Regions from separate parts of the Homo sapiens genome. Here region 1 is linked to region 2. The links are chromatin contacts, found by Hi-C in ENCODE. All regions are on one chromosome and are shown on one strand. The core of a region is the stretch at or near the end of the contact, and the rest is flanking DNA. Distances in the headings are between cores, read along the strand shown.

Region 1 (3,222 bases), core at 309-2,808, 550 kb before region 2:
AAACAGTAAGTTTAATTTTCCTAATTTGCTGTTTGTACAGTATGGTCCTCTGCTCCAAGCTTAAAACAAAAATCTATAGGAAACGTCACCTTTCTAGAGGAAGCTGAGATGGAGCAGCTCTCGTTCTACAGGAGGGGCTGCACAAGCTCTCACCACACATCTCTGTCCTCAGGAAAAGCCTGTGCTGAGTGACCAGGAGTTTCTTGTCACTGCTGCATTTTCTTCTTCTTGTTTTTTGTTTGTTTGTTTGTTTGTTTTTGAGACAGGACTGTGGCCCAGGCTGGAATGAATGCAGTGGCGTGATCACCGTTCACTGCGGCCTCAACCTCCCGGGCTCAAGCAGTCCTCCCATCTCAGCTTCCCAGATACCTGGGATCACAGGTATGTGCCATCACACCCAGCTAATTTTTTGTATTTTTGGTAGAGACGGGGTTTCACCATGTTGTCCAAGCTGGTCTTGAACTCCTAGGCTCAAGTGATCTGCCTGCCTTGGCCTCCTGAAGTGCTGGGATTACAGGTGTGAGCCACCACACCTGGCCTCATCCCTGAAGCATTTTCTGCCACGTCTTAGGCTGCATTGGTGACATAATCTGGGGGCTGCCGCCCCTCACAGCTACGTGACTTCATATGCAAGCTCCTTGGCCTCACTGTGCCTCAGTTTCCTCATCTGTAAAATGGAGACAATAATAACACCTGCCCCTAGGGTGGCTGTGAGCATTGCATGAGATAACATGTGTGTCAGTCAGGAGTTTTGGCTGCAAGCTAGGGATCCAACTCTGGGTGATTAAATCAGAGAGGAATTTATTGGAGGGTATCGAGTAGCTCACAGGTTTGGGAGAAAGTCAGGAGAACTAGCCAAAGCTGCCAGAACTCTGGCCAAATTCACATCAGAGGGCGGCTCTGGCAAACTCAGGACGCTAGATCCGCATGGGGGCACCGCCTCTTGAGCCTGCTCCTTTGTCTCTTGAGTTACCTTAAGAGGCTGGGCAGGAGCTTCTGGCTCCCCCCGTGGAGGTCTCAACCTCACCCCCTTAGCTGCAGGGAAGGCTGGGGAAGTATCTGATGGTTTCAGCAGCTACTGCTGCCTCCATGGTAAGACATACCTAGTTATGAATAACTAACTAAAATAAGTCTGTAAGGTGGGGAATTCCCCAACCTAGGAAAGGAGCTCAGATGAGGAGCAAGAGAGAAAGAAGAGGGGATGGGGTGTGGAGAAGAGGAGAGGGTGCCTTTGGAGCAGAAGCCAGCCGTGGCAAGCACACGGGTTGGTCATCGCGGGTGTCCTCCACCACCCCAGGCTCCCTTGCCTCCCCTTGGACTGCTATCGGATCTAAAGAGGCTACTGAAAAAGAGGAGGCGCAAAACAGAGGCATGAGTTGTTCAAAGTCAAAGAACACAATGAGGGAAGAATTAGTCATTTCAGAACTGGAATGAAACTTACAGCTCATCTAAACCAGATGCCCCATTTTACAGAGGAATGAGGCATTCGCAGGCTAAATGACTCGTGCGGGTCCCCCAATAGCTGATGGCGAAGCTGTGAATTCAGACCCCCACTTCGCTTGAGCAGTGACGGGAAGCTGGTGACTTCAGGCTCTGGCAGGTCAGCCCGGGGTGCAGGGGGCGGCTCCTGGGCTCCTGCTCAGCAGGAGGTGGAGGGGGTCTCTCCCTTCCTGAAGCTTTGAGAGCTGGGGTGCTGAGTACATTCTTGGGCTGTTGGGTGACACCATTCCCCTCTCTGAGTCCCCCAAAGGAATAGCTTTGGCTTCCTACAGTTACAGGGCTTCCTATATTAAATCTCAGCTCTTCGAAACACCCAGAGTAGTTTATCTTGTTCCGACTGGACCCCAATTGAAACGGACAGAACACAAGGAAAAGAGCCCAGGATTTCAAGGTGGAACCTGGTTTTGCCACTTACCATTTGTGTGGCTTTGGGTAAGGCATGTAACTTTTCCACCTTAGTTTGTCCGTCTGTAAAGTGGGCATATTCATACTTCACATTAGGTCTATAGAATAGACATTTCATCAGGGTTGAATTTTTTATGTGCTTATATAAATGAATTTCTTTCTTTGTAGGGGTAAATGGGCTCAGATGGCTCAGAAAAAAAATACGCACTCGCACATGATACACACACACAGAATGATTTAGCAAATACATAGACAACTGGTGAGGAACAATTGGTCAGTGTGGGAGAAGAGGATAGAGGTGTTTTTCAGTTTGAAATTGTTTCAAAATAAATGCTTTCAGGGCCGGCATGGTGGCTCATGTCTGTAATCCCAGCACTTTGGGAGGCCAAGGCAGGCAGATCACCAGAGGTCAGGAGATCGAGACCATCCTGGCTAACACGGTGGAACCCCATCTCTACTAAAAATACAAAAATTAGCCGGGCATGGTGGTACACGCCTGTAGTCCCAGCTACTCAGGAGGCTGAGGCAGGAGAATCATTTGAACCAGGGAGGTGGAGGTTGCCGTGAGCTGAGATCGCACCACTGCACTCCAGCCTGCGCAACAGAGTGAGACTGTGTTTCTAAAACAAAACAAAACAAAAAAAATGCTTTCAGGAAAGAAGAGACAGCTGTGCTAATTTACATCTACTGAACTTCAATACATGTGCAATTTAATGCAGGGGATGTTCGTTTACTTTCTATTGCTATGTAGTGTTCTTTTTTTAAAAAAACAAAAAAACACACACACACACACACAGAAATTTTGTGGTTTAAGCCCCACCCCTTCATTAGCTCCCGATTCTGAAGGTTAGAAGTCACACTGCCTGCCTGTGGCTCTGCACAGACCTCGCCCAGCGGAGATCAAGGTGCTGACTAGCTGAGTTCTCATCAGGAACCTCTGGAGAAAACTCCACTTCCCAGCTCCTCCTTGTGGGCACAATTCAGTTCCTGTGGAGTGGGAATAGGGTCCCCATTTCCTCGCTGGCTGTCAGCGGGGTCACTCCTAGAGGCCACCCTCGTTCCATGCCACGTGGCTCCTCCTTCCGCAGGGGCAAGGGCAGGTTGGATCTTTCTCGTGCTTTGAACACTGATGTCTTCTTCTGGGTCCTGCAGGAGAAAGCTCTCTGCCTTAAAGGACTCCGGCCCCCAGCAATCTCCCATCTTACAGTCAACTCATGGGGACCTTAATTCCATCTGCACAGCCCTTCCTGGCAGCTCCTAGGTCAGAGCCGAGCTGAACACCTGGGAGGAGGCGCACACACGGGCCCAGGAACCTGG
Region 2 (3,391 bases), core at 198-2,697:
GAAGCTGCGCCCCCTCCCCTAGTAGAACAGGCATCCTGAGACTGTTCCCCTCCCGTGCCCAGGCCCTTCTCAGGGCAGGAGCTGCCGTCATTGTCATTTGCAGGGCACTTGGGCGGGTTGTAGGAAGCGGCTGCCCCAGCAGAGATGGCTGGTTTCCCCTGCTTCCCAGAGCTGTGGTGTCTAATTAGTGAGATGGAGGTGAAGGACACCTCTCAGTCATTGCTGCTGCTGCGAACAGCTGCCAACGTCATCACAAGGCATTTGTCAGGGGCCTGCAGGACTCACTGTAAGATGTGTGAACCCAAAAGTATCTGAGACAGGTCTCAATCCATTTCGAAAGTTCATTTTGCCAAGGTTAAGGACATGCCCGTGACACAGCCTCAGGAGGTCCTGACAACAGGTGCCCAAGGTGTTTGGGACTCAGCTTGGTTTTATACATTTTAGGGAGACATGAGACATCAATCAATATGTGTGAGATGTACATTGGTTTGGTCCAGAAAGGTGGGGCAACTCAAAGTGGGGGCTCCCAGGTTATAGGTAGATAAGAGACAAACAGTTGCATTCTTTTGAGTTTCTGATTAACTCAAATTAGCCTTTCACTGAATACACAATTTACATGTGAGAGAGGGGTAGGGGAACAATCACTGATGCCTCAGTCTGGCTCAGTGAATCTGCGTTTTTACATAGACAATAGAGCAGAGGAAACCATCACATATACACTGGTCTCATATGAACAGAGGGATGACTTTGAGTTCCATCTGTTCTTTGTCCACGAGGAATTTCCTTGTGGGTAAATTGTGAGCAAGGTATGTAAATTTTTGTCTGTGTAGTGATCTTATTTACGAATAAAATAGGAGGCAGGTTTGCCTGATGCAGTTCCCAGCTTGACTTTTCCCTTTGGATTAGCGATTTTAGGGTCCCAAAATGTATTTTCCTTTCACAGATGTTTTATGAAGACACTATCTCTGCTTTCTAGAAGATTCTAGTCTACATGGAAAAGGCAAGCAAGCATGGCAGAGTGAAAGGCAGCACTGTGGGTTAAGACCATGGACTCTGGAGTTTGCTGCCTGGTCTAAATCCCTAGTTACTTATGGGTCATGTACCATGCCTCAGTTTACCCCTCCAAAAATGAGGATGAAGATAACAACAGTGTCTCCTTTATGGAGTTGTTATAAGGATGAAATGAGTCACTGTTTGCAAAGCTCTTAGAACAGCATCTGGCGTCACACACCTGCAGTGTTTGCAAAATAAATAATACAAGAGTAAAATACAAAATTGGGCCTTGACAACTGGGATGAGACCACATTTAGTTTTGAAGATGAGGTTTGGCAGTTTTCCATCATGAGGGTTTTTTTTTCTAAGCATGGTTTCCATTGCTCCAAATCTGTTTTGGGTTTGTGGGAAAGGCAAATGGGAAAGAATGTGATTCTGAAATGCAGGGAACTTTACAAAGCTTTCAAAGATCACAGCTTCACCTTCCCGAGAGCAACTCCTGAAAACAGAGACCTGTGTTTCTGCAAAGCACTGTGCAAGTCGCCTCTCCAACAAGTCTGGGTGGATGGAGAAGTTTCCAGGCTCCCCTGAAATCAACACTCTCGTGTTGATGGGGAGAAATTAAGAACAAGAGGATTTGGCTAAGGTCCCAGCGTGCGATGGCGTCTGAGCTGAAGTGCTGGGCTGCCTACAGAAATCTCTTCTAGAGATTGAGCTGGAGTAGGATTTCTCTCCTCTGAACAAGTAGATGATTATACAATGTTCCATTCTCAGGGGGTAAAGCCCTCTCCAGTCTTCCCAAGACCCAGTGAAGAAGAAGAGAGGGTTCCTAGCTAAGGAAGGGAGACAAGGGTGGTGGCTTTCCACGGCTCCCGCACGTGCTGGGTGTGAAGCTGGTAGTGGAAGTGTGTTTCCTCAGCAGCTGTGAGTCCTCAGAATACTGGGTCCCCACGGACCAGCCAGCAGAGGGACAGCCCTTCCTTAGTGGGGCTCTCCAAGGGCCATAGGAGCACCATGGGCTGGTGCATGTGGCCTCGGGCTGCTCTGGGGAGAGGGTCATTGGTCCCTCTTACTCACCTCCTGTCGGGAGTGGCCAGACACAGCCTGACCATACAAGGGTGACTAGGAGTTTAGGTTCGAGAGTATTGAGGGTGGCCAGGCATTCCGAGTCCAGGGCCCTCCAGGCAAAAACAACTCATCAACCTTTTGAAAGCAACAGCTGAGTCACTAATACCATTAGCAACCAGAATTTGCACTTTCGGTGTGCCGGCATTCTTCTGAGTGTTTTACCTAGAGTCACTGACTCAATTCTCACTGAAACCCTAGGAGGGAGGCAGTGCTATTGCCTCCATTGTATAGATGAGGCAACTGACACTCAGAGAGGTGAAGTAACTTCCTCAAGGATACACAGCTTATAAACACTGGGATTCACACCCAGTTAGTTTGGCTCCAGCATTCCTGCTTTTGACCCCAACATTACACAGCCTCTGATTTATACAATTACAAACATTTTAAATACTGGAAGCTGAATTCAAACTGCATCCACCAACTTGACTTCTAAGACCCCATACACTTTACCTGAGGGGTGCTCAGCCACCAGGCAAAGAATGGGCTGCAGTGACACACTGGCACACGTGCCTCCCGCTTGCGTCTGTGTTCTAAGCTGCTGCGTCCCTGTTGATGTGCACTGAGCTTGCGAGTGATTTGGACTCTCGAGACAATTTCTTTTTTCTTTTCTTTTTTTTTTTTTGAGACGGAGTCTCGCTCTGGCTGGAGTGAAGTGGCGTGATCTTGGCTCACTGCAACCTCCACCTCCTGGGTTCAAACAATTCTCCTGCCTCAGCCTCCCAAGTAGCTGGGATTACAGGTGCCCGCCACCATGCCTGGCCATTTGTTTTTGTATTTTTAGTACAGACGGGGTTCTACCATGTCGGTCAGGCTGGTTTCAAACTCCTAACCTCAAGTGATCCACCTGCCTCAGCCTTCCAAAGTGCTAGGATTACAGGCCTGAGCTACCGCGCCCGGCCTCTCGAGACAATTTCTGTTCAGCCAACTTTTCCTATATCTTTCTCAAAATTATTAGTTTCCGCCCACTGTTCCAATCGAATATGGTCTCTTTTATGAATACCAGCTCTGTCGCCTGCAGCACATTTGCTCTCCCTGGAAGCTTTGGGTCATTTGTGGATCTGGACAGCGTGTTTTCACTGAAGCCGCTGGGTGAGAACAGTGGAGGCGCAGGCGCAGGCTGGGGGCTGGGCAGACACTTCCTTTAGGTGCTGCTGTGTATTCAGCTATGGATCCATCCACTGTGCACTCCCATCCAGCCGGTTTGTCCCAGAGGTGGTGGTAGGGAAGTTCCAGGACATTCCTGTTTCCTCCGCTGCCTTCTCTCTTAGCT

Evidence for each region. Hi-C counts contacts between places; a loop is a spot of excess contacts on that map. Pooled maps may share reads with other maps.
Region 1: a pooled map shows a loop between it and region 2 (2.9-fold over the local background). The contact joins two enhancer-like sites. A Hi-C loop is called at or near these places in 4 of 37 single-sample maps with no recorded cell type and 3 of 50 pooled maps.

What each region holds. Positions count from the first base shown.
Region 1 is chr10:6,134,692-6,137,913 of GRCh38, reverse strand. The region is part of intron 1 of LOC101928080 (a long non-coding RNA gene); the gene reads left to right. Among named protein-coding and RNA genes, the nearest start is that of MIR3155A, 16 kb to the left of the region's middle. RefSeq lists enhancers at 1,042-1,341, 2,684-3,222. Within about 2 kb of position 1,558, at least 3 of the 41 ENCODE cell types and tissues checked have a DNase peak (open chromatin) inside an H3K27ac peak, as active enhancers do.
Region 2 is chr10:5,583,932-5,587,322 of GRCh38, reverse strand. No RefSeq gene overlaps it. Among named protein-coding and RNA genes, the nearest start is that of LASTR, 10 kb to the left of the region's middle. RefSeq lists enhancers at 1,585-2,784, 3,391. Within about 2 kb of position 1,447, at least 7 of the 41 ENCODE cell types and tissues checked have a DNase peak (open chromatin) inside an H3K27ac peak, as active enhancers do.